Linked DNA regions of Homo sapiens: region 2 is linked to region 1. A link is an interaction called in ENCODE POLR2A ChIA-PET data of the cell type or tissue named here. Cell type or tissue: GM12878. All regions are shown on one strand. Links, peaks and the distances in the headings refer to the core of each region. The heading gives the core; the rest is flanking DNA.

Evidence for each region. Peaks named below come from ENCODE experiments on the same cell type or tissue, not always from the same donor. Only the 100,000 strongest peaks of a DNase experiment are listed, where the experiment ranks them.
Region 2: POLR2A ChIA-PET joins it to region 1 with 5 read pairs; 1 of 35 experiments calls an interaction of 5 or more read pairs at or near these places.

Annotation. Positions count from the first base shown.
Region 1 is chr2:196,148,736-196,153,137 of GRCh38, reverse strand. All of the region lies in intron 3 of STK17B (serine/threonine kinase 17b), which reads left to right. Among named protein-coding and RNA genes, the nearest start is that of STK17B, 21 kb to the left of the region's middle. In GM12878, for the core only: no CTCF peak of the experiment used is centred there; DNase peaks (open chromatin) are centred at 1,932 and 3,041; H3K4me3 peaks cover 231 bases; H3K27ac peaks cover 2,377 bases.
Region 2 is chr2:196,377,673-196,382,074 of GRCh38, reverse strand. All of the region lies in intron 2 of HECW2 (HECT, C2 and WW domain containing E3 ubiquitin protein ligase 2), which reads left to right. Among named protein-coding and RNA genes, the nearest start is that of HECW2-AS1, 120 kb to the right of the region's middle. RefSeq lists enhancers at 1,541-1,680, 4,395-4,402. In GM12878, for the core only: no CTCF peak of the experiment used is centred there; a DNase peak (open chromatin) is centred at 1,856; H3K27ac peaks cover 3,780 bases.

The DNA.
Region 1 (4,402 bases), core at 158-4,157:
CTTATTCTGAAATTCTAAAAAAGGTTTGCATGATTCAAAACTTAAAAAAATGTGGCCAGGCATAGTAGCTCATGCCTGTAATCCTAGCAATTTGGGAGGCCGAGGCCGGAGGATCCCTTGAATCCAGGAGTTCGAGACCAGCCTGGGCAACAAACTGAGACCCTCATCTCCATATATTAAAAAAATAAAAAATAAATAATTGTTTTTTTAAACCACACAAAAAATGTATAAACATGTATCCCCTGTACTGCAAAATCTTGCTCTCATTCCTATTCCTTCTGCTCTCTTCCAACCATACCTATGTAGCTAACCACATTTATTCATTCTGGCTCATTCTTTATATGTTTCTTCTTGCATATATAAGCAAACTTGTATATATTTAATATTCTTACTTACAGAAAATGTAGTATATATACTCCTTTGCACCTTGTATTTTTGTTTGTTTACTTAAGAATATATTCCAGAAATCATTCTACATTAGTTCATAGGCATCTTTTTGACTATTATTATGGCCAGTTTCTTAAATGGCTGCATAGTACTCTGTTGTATGGTTGGATCTTGCTTTAGTCGACCTTCTGTAAATGGGAATTATTATGGAGATGTAGCTTTAGAGTAAATTCCTAGAAGAATGATTGCTGGTCAAAGAGTAAATGCATATGTAGTTTTATTAGATGTTGTCAAATTTCCTTCCATATGAGCAGCACACAATCACTTTTAAAAGGCACTTTTTTGGCCGGGGGTGGTGGCTCACGCCTGTAATCCCAGCACTTTGGGAGGCCAGGGCAGGAGGATCATGAGGTCAGGAGATGGAGACTATTCTGGCTAACAGGGTGAAACCCTGTCTCTACTAAAAAATACAAAAAATTAGCCGGGCGTGTTGGCGCATGCCTGTAGTCCCAGCTACTCAGGAGGCTGAGGCAGGAGAATTGCTTGAACCTGGGAGGCAGAGGTTGCAGTGAGCTGAGATCGCACCACTACGCGCCAGGCTGGGCAATAGAGCGAGACTTCGTCTCAAAAAAAAAAAAAAAAAGGCACTTTTTTGATTTGTACATTTGCTAATTATATGAATCAATCTAGAACTTTCTTCTGGAACAACTATAGCCTCTTTTTGCTTTTGTGTTTTGTTTTGCCTCTACCTAACCTATTTTTTGAATCAGTTTACTTTTGTGAATTAATCTCAAATTCTTGCAACCTGCTTGTCACTTTTAACAATTATTAAAATCTTTCCCTTCTTATTTTAATACATAGTTCATAGGAAAGTATTTCATTGCCAGTTATGAAGTCTACATGATTGTTTTAGCCTTTTATTTCTTCAGAAAGTAATATAAATCTTACTTTTCTGGAAGGTAGTATTAGATCTATTTATACATATGGAGGAAAATTTGAGGATAATTGAGTCATTCCATCACCACTATCCATGAGACAAAGACTTTTCCATACCAAGTGTCTTTAAAGCATATTTGTAGAATTAAATAAAATATAGCTATACATATTAAAAATCTTTTTAAAAAACTTCTGGAAGGAAGGTATTATCTAATTGGACATACTAAGTTTTCAGTGCTGCATTTTGAGCAAATTAAAGTTGGTCATAAAAAATACTTACCTTTGGCTGGACACGGTGGCTCACACCTGTAATCCCAGCACTTTGGGAGGCCAAGGTGGGCGGATCTCGAGGTCAGGAGATCGAGACCATCCTGGCTAACACAGTGAAACCCCATCTCTACTAAAAATACAGAAAATTAGCCAGGTGCCTGTAGTCCCAGCTACTCGGGAGGCTGAGGCAGGAGAGTGGTGTGAACCCAGGAGGCGGAGCTTGCAGTGAGCCGAGATCACACCACTGCACCCCAGTCTGGGCGACAGAGCGAGAGTCGTCTCAAAAAAAAAAAACTTACCTTTTGGAGAACACAGAACAAAAACTTTGTCCTAGAAATAGTGAAAATCAAAAGGGGAACTTACATTCATCAGAGACAACTCTGAGATTATGTGAGAATGCTATTTTCTTTTTGTCAAGAAATTTTGTCTACTAAACATCTCTAAGTAAATATTAAGTACCCAACAGAAAAGGATGGAGACTGTAACAAAACATGCAAAACAGAAAGCCTTACCTTCTGGAATGATCTCAATCACCAGAGAAATAACATTTTAATATGATCTTAACAATTTCAACCATAACGTATGTTGAACATTTACACTCTGGCAGGCACTGTGATAGGCACGTTATCTGTATTCTCATTTGATTTTTAAAACAATCCTCCAAAAAGGGAGATTGGTATTCACATCATATGTCTAGTTAATATTCTAATGTCTTTCCATTCTAAAATCCCATGGACTTTGTTTCTCCCATTAGCATAGGAATATAATTTTAAAGAGACTCTTAATATTCAAATTTTAAAACAAGTTCGTTTTGATCACTGGAAATAAATGCTTATTTTAAAAATCTTTACCATGGCTTTTCAAAGCTATATGACTAGATTTGCATTTTATGGGTAATTGAGATATTACTTTGTTTTACTGAAAATCTTGGCTCTCTATAACTCACAGAAATCTATCATTTTTGATAGGAAAATATTCTGATTTTAATCTTTCATGTATTAACTTTATGTTATAGGAATATTTCTAAAAGATCTTCTCTACTTGCTGTTCCCTATAAAAGACAGATGTAGAGCTAGATAATATATAGCACATAGGTTTTCATGACTGTGTAACCTGTGCTAAAGTACTCTTATCACGTATTCTCACACATAGCACATGTATATATGCATTAGCAAGTGAACATAGATGCTGAATTTCTAAATTTCTTTTGTTGATATCCCTGCAAGGGACAAACTCTTTTTAGAGAGAAAGAGCAGAAGTCACCTGATTTATCTCCCAGGTCAATGATAATGATATAGGCGGCTTTTCTGACTGTAGATATTTTTCTTTTTCTTTTTTGTCTTTTTTTTTTTTTTTTTTTTTTTTAGTCACTGCTCTGGGTGACTGCTCAGGGTGGTTTCCTTAACAGAAGTCTTGTTTGCTACTCACTGCTTCTGTTTCTTTTTCCAATTTCTGCCAACTTCTGCAATTTGCTGCTTGTGTTATCAGTTCTTTCCCTCCTCTTAAGTCTTCCTAATTTTCGTATTTTCTGTAGCTCCACCTATGTTCCTCTGTTGTGTGAGAAATGGCAGTCCTACGAAATACATTGGTCAGCTTGTCAAACTAAAAGGAAGAGACAGTGTGATTGGCTGACAATCATAGTATTTTATTTGATCTTATTATTAAAACAAGCAAAAAACTCTGAGGATACTTTCCCTGATTATAAAAGTAACACCCATTCATTGTGTTAAATTTAGGAGATACAGAAAAGGGAAATCACATGTAAATGATGGTTACTTTATGATATGTTCCTGTATTTAAAAATTATTCTTATTTTTTGGTCTGTGCGTATGTACTTTTAGAGACAACATTTTGATCTACTGGGCATATTCTATTGTAACTCTCCTTTTTCACTTAAGAATATAGTGTGTGCATCTTTATATGTACCATATAGTGTTTCTAAAAATAGATTTTAATTTAGCAAAGACTTTAAAAATTTCCTTCAAAATCAGAGTTCAACAAAAAGTCCCAAAATTTGGAAAGGCGAGATGTTGGCTAGATTTGCAATTAATGTTTGTTGGCTCATTATAATAGCTGATATTGGCTGGGCCCAGTGGCTCATGCCTGTAATCACAGCACTTTGGGAGGCCGAGGCGGGCGGATCACGAGGTCAGGAGATGGAGACCATCCTGGCTAACACGGTGAAACCCAGTCTCCACTAAAAAATACAAAAAATTAGCCGGGTGTGGTGCCACGCGCCTGTAGTCCTAGCAACTCGGGAGACTGAGGCAGGAGAATTGCTTGAACCCAGGACGGGGAGGTTGCGGTGAGTAGAGATTGCACTACTGCACTCCAGCCTGGGCGACAGAGCAAGACTCAGTCTCAGGAAAAAAAAAAAAAAATAGCTGTTATCTATTGAATATTTACCGTGTGTCAGACACTGTGATAAGTATTTATTGAAACGATCTGCTTTGATTCTTCTAGGATGTTTGTGCTCAATACTTTATGTGGATTATCCAATTTAATTCTTAGACCATGAAGTAGGAGCTATTCTATTATTCACATTACAGTAGAAGAAACAGAGGCACATTTTGTCCCAGTTCACCTAGCCTAGTTAGTGACAGAGCTAGAGTGAAACCCAGGCAGTCTTGATTTCAGTAAGCACTCCTATATGCACCATGCTATCCTGTCTCTTCCTAGGCACTGGGAATTGCTTTCCATACTTTCACTTTACTTTCTTGTATTTTGTTTTTAATTTTAGAATTGGTGGAGTGTTCTGGTTATTGAAGTAACTTTAACGAATTTGTAATATAAAATGTTGGTAAATAAT
Region 2 (4,402 bases), core at 263-4,262, 230 kb before region 1:
TTCAGATTTTTCCAGGTCAGAACATAGAAAGAGTCCCATTCTTATATATGTGCACACTTTTATTGTTGAGATGTAACATAATTTATTAACTGGTATATTTGATGGGTTAAGTAGTGGACATTTAAATTGTCTCCAGTTTTCTCTATTACAAACAAATAGTGCTGTAATGAATAATCATACATATATGTATATATTTAAATCACATTAGTGTTTTGTCTTGCTTAATATTACGTTTAATTTTATTTCAGTTTAAACTAGTTAAAGACTAATGTCAGCTGTGTCCTGCAGTAGATTTCTGCAGGAAATCTGGCAGTTTAGGAAAGCTGTCTTCTTTATATCACACTAGACTTCTAGTCATGGTCCACAGAGAACCTTATCATGGGGATGTTGCCTTACTAATGACCCTTATAACCTCAGCTGGGTCTGATTTCTGGGAAACTCTTGCCCTCCTGGTAGGAGGCAAATGTCTGCTTCCTGACTTCCCAGAACTTTTCGTCTACTTTTATTTATTATAATATAAGGAACATTTTCTGGCTATTAATAGACTGGAACCTGCTTCTTTATAATCCTGACGCTATGAGAAACCAGTGACCTGCTTGAAAATTTCACTGTTGGTTGATTTTGGGTAGAATTTTATATGGACATTGATTTTACTTTATTTTTCTATACTGATTTACAACTTATTAACAGCTAAGGCACCAAAGCATTATGAAATGAAGATAAAACCTTCATAGAAGCTACTATCATAGTCCACATGGTTAGTAGGACATGCTGAATTTAATCATTTTTCTAGTAGGAGGGATGACTTTGTGCTGAACTGATCCTTAGACTCAGTGACGTGAGAACCATGTGGGGTGATTGGTGAGGTTCATGGTCACAGAACAGTGTCTTAAGGGACTTTAGACTTTCTAAAGAGCATCATGCTTTAAGCAACTGTGCTTATTGTAAATGGCAGCTGAGAAGCCGGGTAGGGTTTTCCTACGGGGCTTAGGTCAGGGGTTTTCTTACCCCAATCTAATCTTCAAGGGATGATTGTGAGGAGAAGCACTTCGGGAATGGTAGAGTGAGAACCCCCACCACCACATTCTGCTCCCCAAAAAAGCAATGAAAACACTGGAGAAAATTGCAAAAGTCAACTTTTTTAGAACTCTGGAAATCAGCCAAAAGCTTTCAAGTACATGAGGAGCATTTATTCAAGAAACAGGTTGAACTCAGCACAGTAGGCTTTGGCTGTGTAACATTTTATTATGACTTGCCTTTTATCATTCCTGTCTCCCCAGCTCTGCAATAACTGAAAACCAGAAGCTCTGCAACCATGGTAGTCATGAAAACAAACACACCTTACGAGCCACTAACGGCAGCAGAATGGGTTTGGAGCTTCCCCAAAAACCTCATCCCTGTTAGAGAATTGTCACTACCTGACATGTCTGGCAGCTCTCTGGAAAAGCCCCATTTGCAGGACTTTCGTTAACCTGGCTCATAGCTTCTTTGGTGCAAACAACCCTATCACCAGAACACTTTTCAAAAACAACCAATGACAGTTGTTTAACACTGCACTTACCTGAGGTGGCAATACCACTTGGGGCACATAAGGGACTAACAGAAAAAAACGGAAAAGGACAATATAGAGAAAGAGATGTGCATAGCAGGCTTTGAAAAGCTCAAATATATTCCTGGGAATTGGGAAAGCCAAATGCATACAAAGGGCTGTGTGCATACCCAGGAGAGACCTTATTTTCTTCTGTGCCTGACCTTCAGGCTCTGTGCAAGCAGGAAGTAAAAGTTAAGGCAGAGCTATAAACTGCTTAGAGTACTGAAGGAGTGTTCCATCAAACACACACAGCCCATCAGCAAAGGCTGGGGGACTTACTGATTGAGTGCATTTAAGCAAATCTTTGTGCATTTGTTATCCAACCACTGAGTGAACTGAGCAGGGACTTAAATAGCCACACAGGACAACTGCTTCACCCCTATGAACTTCTAATAGGGATATTTTCTTAAATAAGCAAAATGTCTTTATTATGCTTAATATTATACACAAGAATTATCTAATATTAAAATTTCACTGTTTCTCAAAAATAATTGATTTAAGCAAAATCCAGTTAACAATTTATTTATTATGTCACCTTTAATGTAGAGCAGTACCTTCTCCCCTCATCCTTTTTTTTTTTTTTTTGCTGGAGAATAGCATACATGCAGAGAAGTAAAATCATCATAAATTTATGGCTCTTGCATCTTCTCAGTAACACTCTTCCTTAAAGGTAACCATTGTCCTGACTTCAAACACCATAGGCTAATTATGTCTCTTTTATTGTTTTATTGAGGAATTGCACATATTTAGGAAAGTCCTTAAGGTGCCATAATCTTTTTGTTTTTTTTTTTTTTTTTTTGAGACGGAGTATTGCTCTGTCGCCCAGGCTGGAGTGCAGTGGTGTGATCTCAGCTCACTGCAAGCTCTGCCTCCCGGGTTCATGCCATCCTCCTGCCTCAGCCTCCTGAGTAGCTGGGACTACAGGCGCCCGCCACCACGCCTGGCTAATTTTTTGTATTTTTAGTAGAGACGGGGTTTCACCATGTTAGCCAGGATGGTTTCGATCTCCTGACCTCGTGATCCACCCGCCTCGACCTCCCAAAGTGCTGGGATTACAGGCATGAGCCACCACGCCCAGCCAAGTTGCCATAATCTTAAGTGTACTGTGTAATGAACATTTACGTATGTGTAGACCTGTATAACTGCCACCCAGATCAGGACATAGAGTATTCTCAGCACCTCAAAAGTCCTTCTCATACTCCCAATCACAGCCTCCTTAAGGCTTGATTGTAGGTTAGTTTTGCCTGTTTTTGAACTGTAAATAAAAATAGACTTATTTAGAGTGCATTAGTTTTATCTGACTCTTTTCACTATCATTTTTTCCTTTCATTTTTCACAGTGCCAGTGACAACTGTATCTGTTGTCCTTGAGAATGTCTCACATTCAGGATTTGTTTTTTTTTTTGCTCACTGGTATTGTCTTTTAACTTGTTCCACTGACTCCCTTATTTCTTATAAATTGGAGGTTAACCAAAAGGGTCTTGAATATCATCAAGTTAATGTTTTTCCCCAAGGATGCTTCTTTGGTGGTGCTGTGTACTTCATGTTGCATTCCATCAAAAGTTACACAAGAGTCTGACTGCCCCATTCTTCGTGATGCTAAGATTGATTAGTGGGTTCAAGTTGTGGCAGCGTAATGTCTTCGTTAGAATGTTTCTCATTGATTTTTTTGTCTAATGTTTTCAAATATATTATTTTCTTATGCATTGAAAAATTATGAATTTTGTAATTATCTTATTTCTTCTGTACTTATTTCCTGGAATTCTTATGTAAAAAGCACTTCTCCTCATGGCTTGTTAGTACCTTTGAAATACTGTTCATTCTGGAAAAGCAAAATGATGCTTAATTCTTTAATTTTCAATGACAGTTTTCAGAATATGTGGGCATTGGTGCCCTAGTTATTGTCAATTGTGACTAATGAGTTTTACTTTTATTTTATTTAGGGGCTACATATATTTTAATATTGCTATGAACTCGTGTTTAAACATTTTATTTTCATGTGTTCTAATGAATTGCAGGGTTTTGAAAATATTCTAATTGGGCCAATGGGGAAAGCTATACAAGAAGGTGTTTTAAGAGTAGTTTTATATTTTATCCCTGGTATCTCCACTCTGAACACTTATTCTCTCTGTAGGTAACCATTTGTGGTGGCTTCTTCTTTATCATTTCCGTGTTTCTTTTCATAAATAAAAGCACATTGTATGAAATTGTGTGTGTATGGGGGTGGTGGTGCAGTATATATGCTATTTCAGCCCTAGGCAATGGGAATTAAAGTGATTTAGCCAAGATGACAAAAAGATGACATGGTAGGGCCTGAATTTAAACTTAGGAATCTGACTTCTGAGCTTGGGTTTTTAACCACTCTGCTCTACTTATGGCAGTCCCATTGACTCCCAACCCAAGGAAAGGCCAAAGAGGAGACAGTTGTGATTTTGCTACTCTTAGAGTAATACGTGCAAAACTAATCTGAACACAGATTTAACAGTGGAACTTGTTTTTAAAATAATTGCAGAAATGCTTTGTGAGACTGCATCTGAGTAAACTTGTGCCAAGAAAATATATACTTCTTGATTTTCTTTCCTTTTTTTCTCTTTTGTATTTTGCTTGTTTGTTTGGTTCACATTTTCTAATTTGGCTTAGCAGTATTGACTTAATCTGCTGGTAAGAAACAGTGAGAAAAACTTATTTTAAGTGCTTTCAGATGTTGCAATTGTTATTGCATGAGAAATTTGTAAAATGGAAACTTTGCTTCATTCATGCATTAACTATGCTGAGGATATTTCAGGAAAATCTGCATGATATGGTTTGGCTA